Linked DNA regions of Homo sapiens: all the other regions are linked to region 1. The links are chromatin contacts, found by Hi-C or POLR2A ChIA-PET in ENCODE. All regions are on one chromosome and are shown on one strand. The core of a region is the stretch at or near the end of the contact, and the rest is flanking DNA. Distances in the headings are between cores, read along the strand shown. Region 1 holds the start of PMVK (phosphomevalonate kinase). Region 2 overlaps SHE (Src homology 2 domain containing E). Region 3 holds the start of FDPS (farnesyl diphosphate synthase). Region 4 holds the start of GBA1 (glucosylceramidase beta 1).

Region 1 (4,293 bases), core at 657-3,156:
AGTATGGGGGAAGTTTTTTTTTATTTTTTGAGACGGAGTCTTTTTCTGTTGTCCAGGCTGGAGCGCAGTGGTACAATCTTGGCTCACTGCAACCTCTGCCTCCCAGGTTCAAGTGTTCTCATGCCTCAGCCTCCTGAGTAGCTGGATTGCAGGTGCCCGCCACCACGTCCAGCTATCCAGCTAATTTTTGTATTTTTAGTAGAGATGGGGTTTCACCATGCTGGCCAGGCTGGTCTCGAACTCCTGCCCTCAGGTGATCCGCCTTGGCCTCCCAAAGTGCGGAGATTACAGGCGTGAGCCTGGGGGAAGTTTTCTGATCGCTCACTAGGTATTCAGGGAGCTGGATCTCAGAGTCAGAGAGGGAGGTAAGGGGCGTGCATTGGGTCAGGTGAGGAAAGAGACTCCGGGAGTAAGTTCTGACTCCTTCCATGTGACTCAGGTAAAACAGGAGATGTGGACTTTCCGTGGAGGCCCAAATACATGTTTATTGAAGATGAGCTGGAAAATCTGATTCTGTGTTGAATGACGAAGTGCTAAGAATAAATAACAACCCCTTACATCTGGATGATACTTGAGAACTTACAAAGTATTTTATTGTACCTTGTCATATATTTTCTTCATTCCTTTCTTATTATAACCCTGGGAAGTGGGCCTTATCAGTGGTAAACTCAGAGTGACTTGCTAAGTGTCCAAGCTGGGACTGAAAATCCACTCTGTGCTGCCTTCTAGGGCGTTGATGAGTGCAGTGTTTTCTGGGTTGCTGAAAAAAAACAAAAAAAACCCCAAAAAACAAAAAACCACCTCCTTAAGTCTGTTCTTTTTGCATCTGACCACTCTCCTGTGCCTCTTTTCAACATTCAGGAAATTAATGGTTTCTCCCTAAGTCTCCACACTACACTTTTTCTCTAGTGGAGGCAGTAATGAGTTGCAGGCTCTGTTCTGACATGCTCAGAAAAATGCAGGACGGCAAGTCATAGCCAAAAACAACTCGACGTACTCAGCTGGGGCAACCCGTCACCTACTGCGGGAAGAGGCAGAACCGGGGATGCAGGGAAAGGACAGATTATTCTTATCCTGCCTCTCAAACTTCTGGCTGGGAGCCAGACTTCGGATGAAACCAGGCAATCTCATCTAGGGATTCAACGCTCCCTTACTATTGATGTCACCCACGCCGTTTGCTTCCGAAAACCTTTGGGCCGGAGGCTGCGGCTAGAAAAGCAATCAAAGGTTTCTCGCCGGGCTTAAAGGGCCACATCTTAGTGACGTCTCGGGTTATAAAATCTGCTTGACAATGAAATATCGTGTGCGCGATTCTGCTCCTCCCCCGACATGACGTGGCCAGACACGCCGCTCGCGTCAGGGCTGCCTTACGCCCCCAGGAAGACCCATTCCCACTCTGGGGCGCGCGCAGATTTGCTGTGGCACATGTACTATAACGCACAGGCAAAAGGGCAGTTTCCAAAACGTCTCCAACGTGATCTCACTCCAGAGATTTTTTTTCCTAAAGTTTTAGGGCTGCGCGGAAGGGAACATGGGGTTCACCTCAGGAAATTTCAGACGTCACCCCCCTCGGAGGAAGGTAGTCGCGTCCGGTTCCTCCCCGGGTGTCAGTTAAGCAGGCCAGGCTGTGAGCGAAGGTTCTGGGCGGGGCTGGACTGTTCTAAGTGAGTTCGGGTGGGGGAGCTTCACGAGGGGAGGCTGCTCTGTGAAGGAACCGCCTTTCTCTCCGCGTGTCTCACCCTTTTCTCCCCATATCTGTTTGGACATGAGCTGAGGGCACGGTCGCGGGCGGTCAGCCCTGTTCGCAGCTACGGCGAGGAGGGGCGCGATTGTTCCTTGTTGCCGCTCCGCTTAGTGGCCGCGTCCATTCCGCGCGGTGTCCCGATTTTAGGGGTAGGGAGAAGTGTCAGCTTCAGGCATCGCGAGGCGTGGCGGCCCCATGGCCCCGCTGGGAGGCGCCCCGCGGCTGGTACTGCTGTTCAGCGGCAAGAGGAAATCCGGGAAGGACTTCGTGACCGAGGCGCTGCAGAGCAGGTGTCCGTGAGGCGGGAAAGGTGGAAGGGGGAGCTCTCCGCATCACGTGACACGAGGAGTGCTTTTGGGTGTCACGGAGTGAGCTTTGGAGTACGGGTCGTCCGTTTGCAAGGCAGGAGGAGCACTGGGCTGGGGAAGGTGGAATGCCACCATTACATAAAACAGTAGTCTACACAGGCGAGCCTCAAAGAAGCAGGTGACCACCTCTCCAAAGACCTTCAGCTGCAGGTCTCTCTGAGAAGCATTAATAATGGTTCCTACGAAGGCACTTTCTATATACCAGGCGTTGGATACCAGCCTGGGCAACATGGCGAGACCCCGCCTCTACGAAAAATCCAAAAAGTAGCTGGGCGTGGTGACGCGTGCCTGTGGTCCCAGCTATTCAGGAGCCTGAGGTAGAAGAATCGCTTGAGCCCGGGAGGCGGAGGTTGCAGTGAGGCGAGATTGGCCACTGCACTCCAGCCTGGGCGACAGAGCGAGACCCTGTCTTAAAAAAACAAAACAAAAAACCCTCTTCACCTCTTTGTTAGGTACTGTGTGCCATTATTAGCATCTCCATTTCACAGGTGAAGAAACTGAGGCTCTTAAAAAGTTAAACAGGCCGGGTGTGGTGGTCATGTCTGTCACCCCAGCACTTTGGGAGACAGAGGTGCGAGGATGGCTTGAGAGCCCAGTAGTGGAGACCAGCCTGGGCAACACAGTAAGACCCTAGTCTCTACAAAAAAATGGAAAAGTTAGCCTAGTGCGATGGCGAGCACCTCTAGTCCAAGCTACTCAGGAGGCTGAGGTGGGAGGATCGCTTGAACCTGGGGGCTACAGTGAATTGTAATCATGCTACTGTCCTCCAGTCCTTGCAGCAGAGCCTGAGACCCTGTCTCGAAGTAAAATAAAATAAAATAACATACGAAGTTAACAACAAAAAACCCTTGCTGGTCACAAAGTAAGTGGCAAATCCAGGATTCAAATTCAGCTTTGTGGTTCATGATGGGCATCTCAGCAATTAATATATAATTGAAACAAAAAGAAAAAAAACCCAAACAAATTCAACTTTATCTTGCGCCAAGGACTGGTTTCTTTCTGTTTTATCTGGCTGCCTCCCCAAATAATAATACCTTTTGCACAGTGTTTTCTGTCAAAGCAAGATCTTCTGTGCAGGAGCATTTTGCTGAGACCTGGGCTAGGAGAGCAGAGGTTGGGGAGAAAGTGGGGCTCCTCTCCTCTTGAAGGCCAGTGTGGTGGGGGTACCAGGAAGCTGCTTTTGGGTACCACGGGGGTTCTATGAAGGTGTGGGAGAGCCCAGAGCAGAGGTCACCACCTGAATTTTTCATCACTAAGTATCTCACCACCTTTTCCTAAGTTGCATTTCTCCTCACCTCCAAACCCTGACGTCAAATAGTGGTCCGAAGCACAGGCTCTGGAATTAGACTGCTGGGATGCAAACCCTGGCTCACTGTTGATTAGTGTGTGATCTTGTACACATCTGTCATTCACTCTGTGCCTCATGTTTTTTTTTTTTTTTTTTTTTTTTTTTTGAGACGGAGTCTTGCTCTGTCACCCAGGCTGGAGCGCACCCAGGTTGCGGCTCACCGCAACCTCTGTCTCCTGGGTTCAAGCGATTTTCCTGTCTCAGCCTCCCGAGTAGCTGGGATTACAGGTGTGTGCCACCATGCCCAGCTAACTTTTGTATTTTTAGTAGAGACAGGTTTCACCATGTTGGCCAGGCTGGTCTGGAACTCCTGACCTCAGGTGATCTGCCTGCCTCGGCCTCCCAGAGTGCTGGGATTACAGACGTGAACCACCACCGCACCTGGCCTGCGTCTCAGTTTTGTCATCTGTAAAATGGGGATGATAATAGGGTGGTTGTGGGGATTAAATGAGATAATGTGTGTGAAGGGCTTAGAATAATTATTGGCACCTAGCAGAGGTGCAGGAACTAAATGTTGGCTATATTTATTTTACCAATCTTGGCTTCACTACTTGCAGTGTTGCTTTGGGGGAGTCAATCCTCCTTTCACAACCTCAGCTTCCTCATCTGAAACATGAAAATAAGAACACTTACAGCCAGGGCAACATAGTGAGACCCCCTCTCTACAAAAGATAAAAAAAATTAGCTGGGTATGGTGGTGCATGCCAGTAATCCCAGATACTCAGGAGGCTGAGGTGCGAGGATTGCCTGAGCCCAGGAGTTCAAGATTGTAGTGAGCTGTGATCATACCACTGCACTCTAGCCTGGGTGACAGCAAGACCCTGACTCTTAAA
Region 2 (4,293 bases), core at 1,274-3,773, 440 kb after region 1:
GTTTTTTTTACTTGTTTCAGCATTTCTGAAGATGGAAAGGATTTTAATGAACACAGTTGAACTGTGGAGTGGTTAAATCTGTGTTGCCATTCTTTGCATTGCCTTTTTTCTACCGGTGAAATGGGAATTACAGGCCTGGTTTTAACAATATCTTGGGCGTGTAGAATACTGCCCATATGTTGTTTTAGAATACCCAACAAATATTTCTTGAGGTTTTTTTTTTTATTATGTACTAGGCCCTGTCCTGAGCTCTGGGCATACAGGAAACAAGACCCACATGATTTCTGCCCTTGGACCTCACAGCCTAAGGGGGAAACAGACCTACCAGCAAAGAAGATAAGTCATTGAAAAGCATGATAAGTGCCATGAAGTTGAGAATAGGAGCCAGCATCTACCTCAGGGGCAGAGGAAACTGAGAGAAGCCCATGGCTTTCCTGTGGCCAAATCGCTATGGGACCCAGGAAGCCTGGGTCCCCCCAAAACTTTGCTCTTAACTTTTAAAAGTTAAGAATTTATGAGTTTATGAGTAAATTATCACTGAGATTTATCCAAAGGATTGTTCATAAAAAGATATGACTGAATACAAGGCAATATTAATATAAACCTCTGTTGCTTTTCTGCTAAATTCACAGGAACATTTTAACTAAATATTCTAGCTAAGATATTTAGCTAAATATTTGGCAGAAATATTCTACATAATCTAGCATTAGGAGTTTTAGCCACCGCTTTGAAACATTAGCATCGGACAGGTCTTTAAAAGTTCCCATTGGCTAGTTAGCATGAGGATTCTTTCTGCAGTTGATGTCATACAGCTGTAAATTGAGAGCTTACTAGGTACCAGCCTGGCCAAATTACCTCACTAAATCTTGCAGCAACCCTGTAAAGTGTTTTGTTTGTTTGTTTTTTTGAGACGGAGTCTCGCTGTGTCGCCCAGGCTGGAGTGCAGTGGTGCAATCTCAGCTCACTGCAATCTCTACCTCCCAGGTTCAAGTGATTCTCCTGCCTCAGCCTCCCAAGTAACTGGGATTACAGGCACCTGCCACCACACCTGGCTAATTTTCGTATTTTTAGTAGAGACGGGGTTTCACCATGTTGGTCAGACTGGTCTCGAACTCCTGGCCTCAAGTCATCCTCCTGCCTTGGCGTCCCAAAGTGCTGGGATTGCCAGCCACAAAGTGAGCCACCGTGCAAGCGGGTTTCTTTATACAGTTGAGGAAACCTAGGTTCAGAAAGATTAAATAATTTGTTCAAATTACACAACTGAAAATACCATGTCATTCAGCAAGCTGTGGTTTTAGCTTTTGAGCTCCAGTCAAAGATTATTTTTAAAATTTTATTTTTACTTCCAAATGATTTTGTTGGTTTGTTTAAATAGTCAAATCTAAAAGAGAACCTCACTGTTCGAGTCTCCATTAAAAAAAAAAAAAAAAACTATAAACTCCATCTGCCGGGCCCGGTGGCTCATGCCTATAATCCTAGCACTCTGGGAGGCCAAGGTGGGAGGATCAGTTGAGGCCAGAAGTTCAAGGCCAACCTTGCCAATATAGTGAGACCCCATCTCTAAAAAAAAAAAAAAAAAAAAAACTGTTATGTCTGTCTTTGCCTGTGATTTAAACAGAAAAAACCTCTTATGGAAAAAAGTGCAAATGAAGACTGGTTTTGATTTAATTTGTCTTTATTCTCCTCGCTAAATTTCAGGGTTTCTGAATTGTACCTGCTTTTGTTCAGATGTTTAGATTTATTCAATAAGAAAATATTAAAGTAATTTTAAAAGCTTGAGCACTGATCAAAGATATGAGTAAAAAATTGTCGGGCAGCCCTGTTTCTGATTCCAGGAGGAAAATAGAGTCTTAAGAGGCTCCAAGTTTAATGTTTTGGAAACATGAAATGGGTTAAAATGGATTAGGGGAAAAGGCACATTATTTGGAAATTGGAATTAACATTTTACGTGAAATCATTTGAGCATAAAGCATGGACTCTGGAGTTGGTAATAATTGGCCTCACCATAACTGCTGCATGACTGTGGCTTCCGTGTATTCACCTGTGAAAATGGGGTAACACATCTGTCACTGCCTTAGTGAGGCATCAGTGAGATTCTGGGCATAATACACCTAGCAGGTGTATACCTAGTCAGTACAGCCGTGAGTTAGACACTCCAGAGACAATTATATTTCCAAAGAGCATTCTGGACCATATAGGGCAATACTTATTGCTAACTACAGTTAATTTAGTAAAAGAAAATCTTAGTCTTCTGCTAAGACTTTCTTGTTTTTGTGTTTTCATGTGAATGACATAATTACCTGCAGCGAGTTGGGGATTGAGAAGGGAAAATTTTGGGCCCCTATAATGTTTCACACCAACCAACTGCATGTTTTTAGTAGGTGCAGGTCAGTGCTGAGCTTCAGCCCCAGGCTGCAAATGAGTGTTTATCTGCTGCCCGTCCCCTGCATTCTGTTGTCTGCTGTGGTAAATGGCCTCTATCGGCAGCCAGGGTGTAGCTTCCTCTTGCCATTTCCTCCTTCTCAGGCTCGTTTCCTCTTGGAGCCAGCTCTGCACGTCAGGGGCTATTCTCCCTGCAGGAAGGGTCGGCTTGCAGCCCCACGATTGTTTCTGTTTCTATGGCGCCTCAGGTTTGGGGGCAGCCAGGTGTTGGAATGGACTGGAAGGTTACTCCCCTTGAAGAGGGGGGTGGTGTGGGGAGGGGAGGCCTGTGCTCAAGCCCTTTCTTCCCCTAATTAAACATTGTTTCAAAAGATGATAGCAGTTTGCAGATTTTGCCTAATCCCAGGACCCTGCAAGAAAGCATTCTCAACTCCATGCTTTGTGTATCTCCCAGAACTCTAAGTGTGGGGAGACTGTCTAAATAGAAGGACCTCGTTGCAAAAGTAAAAACTCAAACGCGTGTGTAATAAGAACTCAAGATTCTAATCACTATACATCATTTTATTTTATTTTAGGGGAGGTGGGCTGGAAGGCCCGGTAGGAACACTGCCCATCCACCCTGTACATTTTAATCCAAATGTATTGAAATGTCCTTGTGAGCAGGGCTCCTTCTGTCTTAATGTTAGAATCACCTCTTTTTCCTTTTAGTTTAGCTGGGGCAGAATTGCAGCAAGGACCTTGGGAAAGGGTTTCCCCAGCCTGTGCCAGATGGTCTCAACTGAGTGTAAACTATGATTAGAAACCTTAAAATTGTATTCTATATTCATCCTTTGAACTCCTTTGTGTTTTCTGCTTCCCTTTTCTTAGTTCTTTAGAAAAGTTCCTTTTAAAAAAATTACAGCCTTGTCTTAATTGAACCAAGAACAGAGTATGTTTTTGTTTCTTGTTTTCCATAGCTCTGTTTGGAGTAAGCAAGGAAGAAGAAAAACTGTAGGACTGAGAGTCCAGGGACTCAGGAGATGCAGCTCTGACCTCAGACAACCCCAGATACCTGGCCTGGCCTGGGGGTGGGGGCCAGGGACAGTTCTTCCGACTCTTACATTCTGATGTGGAAGTGGTAGACACAGGCAGTACCTTTCTCCTCAGGATGGGACTAGCAATGACAGGCTCCGGAGAATGAGGAACCAAGATGGGGACTGTGGACACCCAGGAGGTGTGGAAGTGGTTCTCAGGTTTAGCTGCTCTTTAGAATCACCTGGGGGATTTTTACACTCTTGACTCCCACACTGTACCCCAGACTAATCCAATCTGAACCTCTGGTGGTTAAAGCAGTGTGTGTGAAAGCCCGCGGGTGATTTCAATGAGCTGTCCCTGCACAGAATTTGAGACAGCTGCTGACAGCCCCTAGTCAGCAGAGAACTATAACCTCAGCCTATACCTAAGTTTTGCACTTTTGAATTTGGTGTCCTGATTTTAATAACGTTTCCCTCATTTGTTGCCCTCTTTTTGTTATAGAGGTCTTAATGAGTCAGTGGCATTTCTCCACGGACCATCCCCACACCTGTTTTGAAGTTACAGATAGAAAGTCTTTCCACCCTTTGTGTCTGCGGCCCTGCGGTCTCCTGAGCCTCTTCCTCCTCACCTGACCCCTCAGCCTTCTTTGCTGGCACCTCCTTCCAGCCACCCATAACTGAAGGAGTCCCAGATTCTGCCTTTGATCCTCTCTCGTTTTCAATCTGCCGTCCTTTTCTCTTGTGATTGCTTTCATTCTCACAGTATTCACAACGATCCATTTGTTAACCCCTTGACGTATTCCTCCAGATCCACACTGTCACCTGCCTGGAGACATTCTTGAGTTCCCTCCCCTCCCTCTCTCCTCCCATCCATCCATCCAGTCATTATTTAGCACAA
Region 3 (4,293 bases), core at 1,013-3,512, 370 kb before region 1:
GACCTCATGATCCCCCCCACCTCAGCCTCCCAAAGTCCTGGGATTACAGGCGTGAGCCACCATGCCGGGCCAAGACTCTTTTAATCCCCATTCCAGTATAGGCAAAGCCCCCCTTTCCCTTCATTCCCCTGAGATATATGAGATAGACAGCATTTATAAAAAGAATTTTAATAGATACTCCAGAATCAACAGGAAAAAAATTGGCAAGTATCACAGCAATAGTTCATGTTCTAGAATAGGGGTTTCTAATGATACAATAACTTCACTCAGGCCCCAGGGAGATAGGACAATATCAGACTGCCTTCTTCCCCGGTCTCTGCCAACCTAACAGCTTCTGATTTCAGGACACAAAATCTAAGACTTGCCAGGTTCAAGGCCTCCACCCCCAAAGCAAAGCAGTTTGGATGACCCACCTTCCATCAGAGCCAAAAGTCCGGTTGATGGACTGAGTAAGTATACTTGCCCAGGCCCCAACCTCTCCAGAGCAGACTCGAGTCCCTCAGGTAAAAGCTTTCTCGGCCAGGCGCGGTGGCTCACACCTGTAATCCCAGCACTTTGGGAGGCCGAGGTGGGTGGATCACCTGAGGTCAGGAGTTCGAGACCAGCCTGGTCAACACAGTGAAACCCCGTCTCTATTAAAAATACAAAAGTTTGCTGGATGTGGTGGCACGCACCTGTAATCCCAGCTACTCAGAAGGCTGAGGCAGGAGAATCACTTGAACCCAGGAGGTGGAGGTTGCAGCAAGCCGAGATCACACCATCGCACTCCAGCCCAGGTGACAGAGCAAGGCTCTGTCTCAAAAAAAAAAAAAAAGCTTTCTCTCACATCTGTCAAAAGTCCCCCATAAGCCACAGGTGAATGCCACACAGGTACAGAGCAACTGAACCAAAGCCTTACTCCCCCAAGTCATGAATCCCTCACCTCCTTGAGCCGGGCAATAGCATCTCCTATCTCTGGGTGCCCCATCTCATCCTCAGTCAGCACCCTAACGATCTGGGAGAAGTGCTGAACGAAATCCTGCTTTTCTTGGGCATAAACATCTGAATTCTGGTCTCCGTTCATTCTGAGGGAGGAGCAAAGGGCTCTAAGTAGAAGAAAAACAAGTCAGAAACCTGATCAGCTGCTCCCCTCCCCAAGGCCCCTCACCCCAACCACACTCACCGAGGTTCCTCTGTCCACGCTTGGCACCAGCAGCGGGCACTGTGCCAGGCCAGGACTGGGTACCCGTGCACCAGGGAGGGCCGCCGTAGGGAACCCAGCCACCTCTCCCGGGGTGCCCAGTAGGGGGCTGGCAGCAGGAAGACCCCCACAGATCTCAACCAGCGGGACAGGGGCATCCTGGGAGTGGCATAGGGAGGGGGCACTAAGCACTCCCTGCAGGGGCAAGCACCAAAGGCAGAGGCATGGTGGCAGCTCCCCAGATAACTCCCACCCCAGCCTTAGCCCAGAGTGCCCCTCCCTCTTGTGGAATGTGCTTGGGGACAATTACAGGAAGGATACGCAGGGAACAAAAAAGTATGGCTGGGTGACTGAGACCCAACTAATCACCACTTACAATAAACAGGCTAGAACTCAGTGCCTTCAAGATGGCGTGCACAAGGCTGGGTAAGGAGGCGGTACAGAGTAAAGTACCCCAGGATTAGGGGCTGAAAGGACCCTTAAGTCATCCTATTTTACACAAGCCAAACTGAGGCTCTAGGAGGTAGGAAGATAGTAGAGGCAGAGCCAAATCTAGAACCCAGGTCTCCCCTGGGCAGTGGAGAGGGGTGCCCAGGGTCTGAGTTACGCCCCAAGGAGGAAAGAAGCATTGGAGCGAGAACCCATGGGTGCTGCATCCATATGGTCCGGGGTGCTTGAACCGCGCGTCCCAAGCCCCACAGGAATCGCTAGGACTGAGCAGATAGGCTCGGAGCAACTCTGGACGGGAGAGAAGGGCTCGCAGCAAAGGAGTAAACCGGGGTCCGGGCATATTGGGGATTCCAGGAAAGCACAAGGGCAGAGTTGGGAAGTCTCCACACCCCTAGAAGGCCAGCCAGTCTAGCCCACCGACCTTCAAAACGGACACAACAGGCTGGCCTTCCGATGCCTCACAGTATCGTTACAGAAGTAAGGCCCGGTCTCGGCCCCCTTCCTCCAAGGCCCAGCACACATCCTCTCTCACCTGTTCCCAGATACGGATTCCTGCTCGGTCCCGCTTGTTGGCGGGTACTCCTAAAAGCAGAATCCGCTCCGCGATCGGCTCTGTGGGTCGAGTAGTTCCCGCTCTCCCCACACTAAGGGCGGAAATATATAATTAGACTACAACTCCCAATGTGCCCGCGGGAGGGACAGATAACGCGATCCTGCGTGTCCTGGCTGGGCGAAGATGAGCCGCGCTGATTGGCTGCTGGCCGTCGTGTGAGCATGGCGCACTGTGGCACTGTGACGGACGACCAATGGAAGGGCTGAAGTCTAGAGGTCGCGGCTGGAGGCGTCAGTGCCGGAAGCGAGCCAGGCTGGGAACGTCCCCGCTGTGGCTTTGGCTGCCTGTCTTACTCAAGTTTTCATTATCTTCCTGGGCAGCTGATTGGCACGTTAGTAAAACGCAGCAGGACTAGCTTTCTCACTTATTAGTTCTCTAACTTTAGGCAAATCATTTAACGTCTCTGATCCTCAGTGAACTTGCTTGAAACTAGCTTTCCTCATCTGTTGAATGAGGGTGGTAATACCATGAGGTAATGTGTGCAAAGTGCTTTAAGGGCTTAAGAAAGATGAGTCTTGGGCCGGGCACGGTGGCTCACGCCTGTAATCCCAGCACTTTGGGAGGCCGAGGCGGGTGGATCATGAGGTCAGGAGTTCGAGACCAGCCTGACCAATGTGGTGAAACCCCGTCTCTACTAAAAATACAAAAAAAAAAAATTAGTCGGGCGTGGTGGCGCGCGCCTGTAATCCCAGCCACTCAGGAGGGCTGAGGCGGGAGAATCGCTTGAACTCGTAAGGCAGAGGTTGCAGTGAGCTGAGATCCAGCGAACCACTGCACTCTAGCTGGGGAGACAGAGCAAGACTCCGTCTCAAAAAAAAAAAAAAAAAAAGATGAGTCTCACACTTGTAATTCCAGCACTTTGGGCGGATCACCTGCGGTCAGGAATCTGAGACCAGCCTGGTCAACATGGCAAAACCCCTTCTCTACTAAAAATACAAAAATTACCCAGGTGTGCTGGTCCGCGCCTTAATTCCAGCTACGTGGGAGGCTGCAACCTCGCTTCCCGGGTTCAAGTGATTCTCCTGGATTACAGGTGCCTGCCAGCATGCCCAGCTAATTTTTGTGTTTTTAGTAGAGAGGGGGTTTCTCCAGATTGGCCAGCCTGGTCTCGAACTCCTGACCTCAAGTGATCCAGCCACCTCGACCTCTGAAAGTGCTGGGATTACAAGTACGAGCCACTTGGCCCAGGCAGTTATTTATTGATTATAAGCTAAACAAGGGTTGGATTATTCATGCCTCTGCTTTGTAGACCATATACAGTTAACTCCCTGATGTCGACACAGCATGTGGTAGGAGTATAGCGTTGAAGACCACCAGAGGTCACTCTTGTTGCCATCTTGGTTTTGGTAGGTTTTGGCCAGTTTCTTTACTGCAATCTGTTTTATCAGCAAGGTCTTTATGACCTGTATCTTGAGCCAATCTCCTATCTCATCCTGTGACTTAGAATGCCTAAACCAACTGGAAATGCAGTCCAGTAGGTCTCAGCCTTATTCTACCCAGTCCCTATTCAAGATGGAGTTGCTCTGGTTCACGCACCTCTGACAATTATGCTAAGTGAAATAAGCCAGACTCAAAAGGACAGATACTGTATGATTCCGTGTATATAAGGTACTGTCACCGGTGGAGGGTGTCCAGGTTCTTGGCATCTTGAACAAAGAATTGGACAAAACACGGCTGGGTGCAGTGGCTCACGCCTGTAATCCCAGAGCTTTGGGAGGCCAAGGTGGGCGGATCACGAGGTCAGGAGTTCAAGACCAGCCTGGCCAACATAGTGAAACCCCATCTCTACTAAAAAATCCAAAATTAGCCCAGCATGGTGGCGCACACCTGTAGTGCCAGCTACTCGAGAAGCTGAGGCAGGAGAATCGCTTGAACCCGGGAGGCAGAGGTTGTGGTGAACCGAGATCGCTCCGGGAGGAATGAAACAGGAGGAATGAACAACTCCAGATGCGCGGCCTTAACAGCTGTAACACTCACCGCGAAGGTCTGCAGCTTCACTCATGAGCCAGCAAGACCACGAACCCACCAGAAGGAAAAAACTCCGAACACA
Region 4 (4,293 bases), core at 1,794-4,293, 300 kb before region 1:
AGTACGTGGGATTACAGGCACCCGCCACCACGCACGGCTAATTTTTTGTATCTTTTAGTAGAGACGGGGTTTCACCATGTTGGTCAGGCTGGTCTCCAATTCCTGACCTCGTGATCCGCCCGCCTCGGCCTGCCAAACAGCTGTGATTATAGGCGTGAGCCACCGCGCCCGGCCAACCATCATTATTATTTTTAACGGTAAGGATGGTCAGATTTTACTAATGAAGAAGAGATTATAAAATCTTCAAGTCTTTATATCCACTTGCTTTTTGAGGGGTGGAGTGGGAAGAAGGTTATGTAATTCATACGTTCTTCAGACATGTGACAAACATTCACGGAGCCCGGCGACGAGCGTCGGGGTTGGGATTCGCACTGGAGCTGCAGATGGGTGCCAGGATGGACTGGTCCCTACCCTCCGCTTGAACCTAGGAGGCGGAGGTTGCAGTGAACCGAGATCGTGCCACTGCACTCCAGCCTGGGTGACAGAGATACTCCGTCTCAAAAAAAAAAACAAAACAAAAAACAAGCGGACTGGGCGCAGTGCCTCACCCTGTAATCCCAGCACTTTGCAAAGCCAAGGCGGGAGGATCCTTTGAGTTTAGGAGTTTGAGACCAACCTGCGCAACACAGTAAGACCCCGTCTCTACAAAAAATACAGAAATTAGCCAGGTGTGGTGGTGTGCGCCTATAGTCCCAGCTATTCTGGAGGCTGAGGTGGGAGGATTGCTTATTCTGGAGGCAGAGGTTGCACTGAGCCGAAATCAAGCTACTACACTCCATCCAGGGCAACATACGGAGACCCTGTCTCAAACAAACAAACAAAAAATTGCTCAGTACCTGGCCAAAAAAGAAGAGGCTCACTATGCAGAGGGGAAGTGGAAGGAGATGTTTGGACTTCTAAACTCAATAGAGCAGGAGAGGCAAATGTAGAATGTGCTCAGGAAATATCTGTGAGATGAATGAACTTGAGGGAAGTAAGGTACTAGATATTACCTGCCCTACCCAGAACAAATCCTGTGCAATGTTTCCTTGAAAAGTGAGAAGTCTGGAAGGGGTGGCTACTGACATAGTGAAGCAACTAGTTCAATTCTACAACTTGACAGCTACCCCTGTGCCAGGCTATCTACGAGGATACTTAGAATGCATAAGACATTCCTTCAAGGAACTCCAGGAACAGAGGCCTGACATGTTGCAATGTTTAGTGTCAAGCAGTGTACTAGAGACACATTATCACACTCAAACCTCACAACAATTCTGTGAGGTAGGAGTTATCACTCCCCTTTTATAGATGAAACAGAGGCTTAGAGTGATTGATTTATTGAAAGTCAAACAGCCAGTAAATGGTGTAGCCAGGATTCCAAACTTGCTGTCTCACTGAGACTGTACTTAATTACTGGAGGGACCGGGTGTGGTGGCTCATTGCTATAATCCCAACACCTTGGGAGGCTGAGGCTGGTGGATCACCTGAGGTCAGGGGTTCGAGACCAGCCTGGCCAACATGGTGAAACCCCATCTCTACTAAAAATACAAAAATTAGCTGGGCATGGTGGTGGGCTCCTGTAATCCCAGCTACTCAGGAGGCTGAGGCAGGGCAATTGCTTGAGCCGAGATCACACTGCACTCCAGCCTGGGCAACAGGGCAAGACTCTGTCTCAAAACCAAAAAAAAAAAAATTACTGGAGGAACCTAGAAGAAGAAATGATCAATTTTGCTTGGAGTGTATCTAGAAAGACTTCACTGAGATCATTTAAAGAACAAAAAGGATGGCTGGGGTCCAGCGCAGTGGCTCATGCCTGTAATCCCAGCACTTTCGGATACCAAGGCAGCAGATCACCTGAGGTCCAGAGTTTCAGACCAGCCTGGCCAACATAGTGAAACCCCATCTCTACTAAAAATAAAAAAATTAGCTGAGCATGTTGGAGGGCACCTGTAATCCCAGCTACTTGGGAGGCTGAGGCAGGAGAATCACTCGAACCCAGGAGGTGGAGGTTGCAGTGAGCCAAGATCACGCCACTGCACTCCAGCCTGGGCAACAGAGTGAGACTCTGTCTCAAAAAACAACAACAACAAAAAATACAAACAAGAGACAAGTAGTTCCCAGGTGCCTACCAAGTGGTCAGGCACTGCACTTACCTCACTGACTGCAGTAACCACCCTTTGAGGTTGTGGCATTGCCTCCATTTTCCAGGCAAGGAAATGGGCTGAGAGCTGGGATTAGTCAGGTCATGACTGTGTGTGCCACTCCCGCTAAATCTCATTTGATGTGGTTCATGAGGCCACACCATGGACAGCTTCCTCCTTGTGTCCACTGAGGATATGGCTTTGTACAACACTTTGGTTTTTGAACGACTTTACAAACCTCCCTGTCTTGTGAGGAAGGAAGAACAGTTATTACCATCTGCATCTGATGATGAAACAAGGGACGCTGCAGAGGAGCCGCACTGACCACTCCCTCCCTCCAGTCCTGTCATCCCACTGCCAGTGTCCCACCCTCTTGTGCCCTGCACTTCACTGGCTAATAACCCCCCTCACTTTTTCCTCTGTGAAGCCATCCTGGATAATTCCCCACCCACGAATGGTCCCTCCTCATCTCAGAGAGCTCTCCATGCACACCTGTTACCGTTTCTGTCTTTATCTGTAAATATCTGTGTGTCTGACTTCCATGCCTCACACACCTCTATAGGGCAAAGACTGTCTTAAACATCTTGGTAGTGTCAGTATTTTGCACAGTGAAGTTTTTTTTTTTAAATTATATCAGCTTTATTTGTACCTTTTTGACATTTCTATCAAAAAAGAAGTGTGCCTGCTGTGGTTCCCATCCTCTGGGATTTAGGAGCCTCTACCCCATTCTCCATGCAAATCTGTGTTCTAGGCTCTTCCTAAAGTTGTCACCCATACATGCCCTCCAGAGTTTTATAGGGCATATAATCTGTAACAGATGAGAGGAAGCCAATTGCCCTTTAGAAATATGGCTGTGATTGCCTCACTTCCTGTGTCATGTGACGCTCCTAGTCATCACATGACCCATCCACATCGGGAAGCCGGAATTACTTGCAGGGCTAACCTAGTGCCTATAGCTAAGGCAGGTACCTGCATCCTTGTTTTTGTTTAGTGGATCCTCTATCCTTCAGAGACTCTGGAACCCCTGTGGTCTTCTCTTCATCTAATGACCCTGAGGGGATGGAGTTTTCAAGTCCTTCCAGAGAGGTAAGAGAGAGAGCTCCCAATCAGCATTGTCACAGTGCTTCTGGAATCCTGGCACTGGAATTTAATGAATGACAGACTCTCTTTGAATCCAGGGCCATCATGGCTCTTTGAGCAAGGCACAGATGGAGGGAGGGGTCGAAGTTGAAATGGGTGGGAAGAGTGGTGGGGAGCATCCTGATTTGGGGTGGGCAGAGAGTTGTCATCAGAAGGGTTGCAGGGAGAGCTGCACCCAGGTTTCTGTGGGCCTTGTCCTAATGAATGTGGGAGACCGGGCCATGGGCACCCAAAGGCAGCTAAGCCCTGCCCAGGAGAGTAGTTGAGGGGTGGAGAGGGGCTTGCTTTTCAGTCATTCCTCATTCTGTCCTCAGGAATGTCCCAAGCCTTTGAGTAGGGTAAGCATCATGGCTGGCAGCCTCACAGGATTGCTTCTACTTCAGGCAGTGTCGTGGGCATCAGGTGAGTGAGTCAAGGCAGTGGGGAGGTAGCACAGAGCCTCCCTTCTGCCTCATAGTCCTTTGGTAGCCTTCCAGTAAGCTGGTGGTAGACTTTTAGTAGGTGCTCAATAAATCCTTTTGAGTGACTGAGACCAACTTTGGGGTGAGGATTTTGTTTTTTTTCTTTTGAAACAGAGTCTTACTCTGTTGCCTGGGCTGGAGTGCAGTGGTGCAATTTTGGCTCATTCCAACCTCTGCCTCCCAGATTCAAGCGATTCTCTTGCTTCAGCTTCCCAGGTAGCTGGGATTACAGGCGGCCACCACTACGCCCAGCTAATTTTTGTATTTTTAGTAGAGACGGGGTTTCACCATGCTGGCAAGGCAGGTCTCAAACTCCTCACCTCAGGTGATCCGCCCACCTCGGCCTCCTAAAGTGCTAGGATTACAGGTGTGAGCCCCTGCGCCCGGCCAAGGGGTGAGGAATTTTGAAACCGTGTTCAGTCTCTCCTAGCAGATGTGTCCATTCTCCATGTCTTCATCAGACCTCACTCTGCTTGTACTCCCTCCCTCCCAGGTGCCCGCCCCTGCATCCCTAAAAGCTTCGGCTACAGCTCGGTGGTGTGTGTCTGCAATGCCACATACTGTGACTCCTT

Evidence for each region. A loop is a pair of places that touch in the nucleus more often than their neighbours do. ChIA-PET counts read pairs that join two places held with the same protein, here RNA polymerase II (POLR2A). Pooled maps may share reads with other maps.
Region 2: a loop to region 1 is called in a map with no recorded cell type, with 2.9 times the contacts of the local background. The contact joins the enhancer-like site here to the promoter of PMVK in region 1. A Hi-C loop is called at or near these places in 7 of 168 maps with a recorded cell type or tissue (A673, IMR-90, K562 and 3 more), 11 of 37 single-sample maps with no recorded cell type and 19 of 50 pooled maps. POLR2A ChIA-PET finds 5 or more read pairs at or near these places in 4 of 52 experiments (H1, MCF 10A, activated T-cell and 1 more).
Region 3: a map of naive thymus-derived CD4-positive, alpha-beta T cell shows a loop between it and region 1 (27-fold over the local background). The contact joins the promoter of FDPS here to the promoter of PMVK in region 1. A Hi-C loop is called at or near these places in 1 of 168 maps with a recorded cell type or tissue (naive thymus-derived CD4-positive, alpha-beta T cell) and 6 of 50 pooled maps. POLR2A ChIA-PET finds 5 or more read pairs at or near these places in 2 of 52 experiments (RWPE1 and activated B cell).
Region 4: a map of naive thymus-derived CD4-positive, alpha-beta T cell shows a loop between it and region 1 (6-fold over the local background). The contact joins the promoter of GBA1 here to the promoter of PMVK in region 1. A Hi-C loop is called at or near these places in 1 of 168 maps with a recorded cell type or tissue (naive thymus-derived CD4-positive, alpha-beta T cell) and 8 of 50 pooled maps. POLR2A ChIA-PET finds 5 or more read pairs at or near these places in 1 of 52 experiments (activated CD4-positive, alpha-beta T cell).

What each region holds. Positions count from the first base shown.
Region 1 is chr1:154,934,332-154,938,624 of GRCh38, reverse strand. PMVK (phosphomevalonate kinase) reads left to right here and starts at 1,906. Exons shown (of 5, transcript NM_006556.4): 1 at 1,906-2,034. The coding sequence starts at 1,940. RefSeq lists enhancers at 516-1,457, 1,437-1,636, 1,458-2,400 and a silencer at 2,357-2,456.
Region 2 is chr1:154,491,666-154,495,958 of GRCh38, reverse strand. The region is part of intron 2 of SHE (Src homology 2 domain containing E); the gene reads left to right. Among named protein-coding and RNA genes, the nearest start is that of TDRD10, 8.4 kb to the left of the region's middle. Within about 2 kb of position 2,523, at least 13 of the 41 ENCODE cell types and tissues checked have a DNase peak (open chromatin) inside an H3K27ac peak, as active enhancers do.
Region 3 is chr1:155,306,835-155,311,127 of GRCh38, reverse strand. FDPS (farnesyl diphosphate synthase) reads right to left here and starts at 2,262. Exons shown (of 11, transcript NM_002004.4): 1 at 2,163-2,262; 2 at 1,163-1,339; 3 at 923-1,085. The coding sequence starts at 1,338. It also overlaps a transcript of PKLR not described here. RefSeq lists enhancers at 1,903-2,072, 2,403-2,532, 3,435-3,504.
Region 4 is chr1:155,239,999-155,244,291 of GRCh38, reverse strand. GBA1 (glucosylceramidase beta 1) reads left to right here and starts at 3,043. Exons shown (of 11, transcript NM_000157.4): 1 at 3,043-3,206; 2 at 3,575-3,662; 3 at 4,215-4,293. The coding sequence starts at 3,180. RefSeq lists an enhancer at 1-498.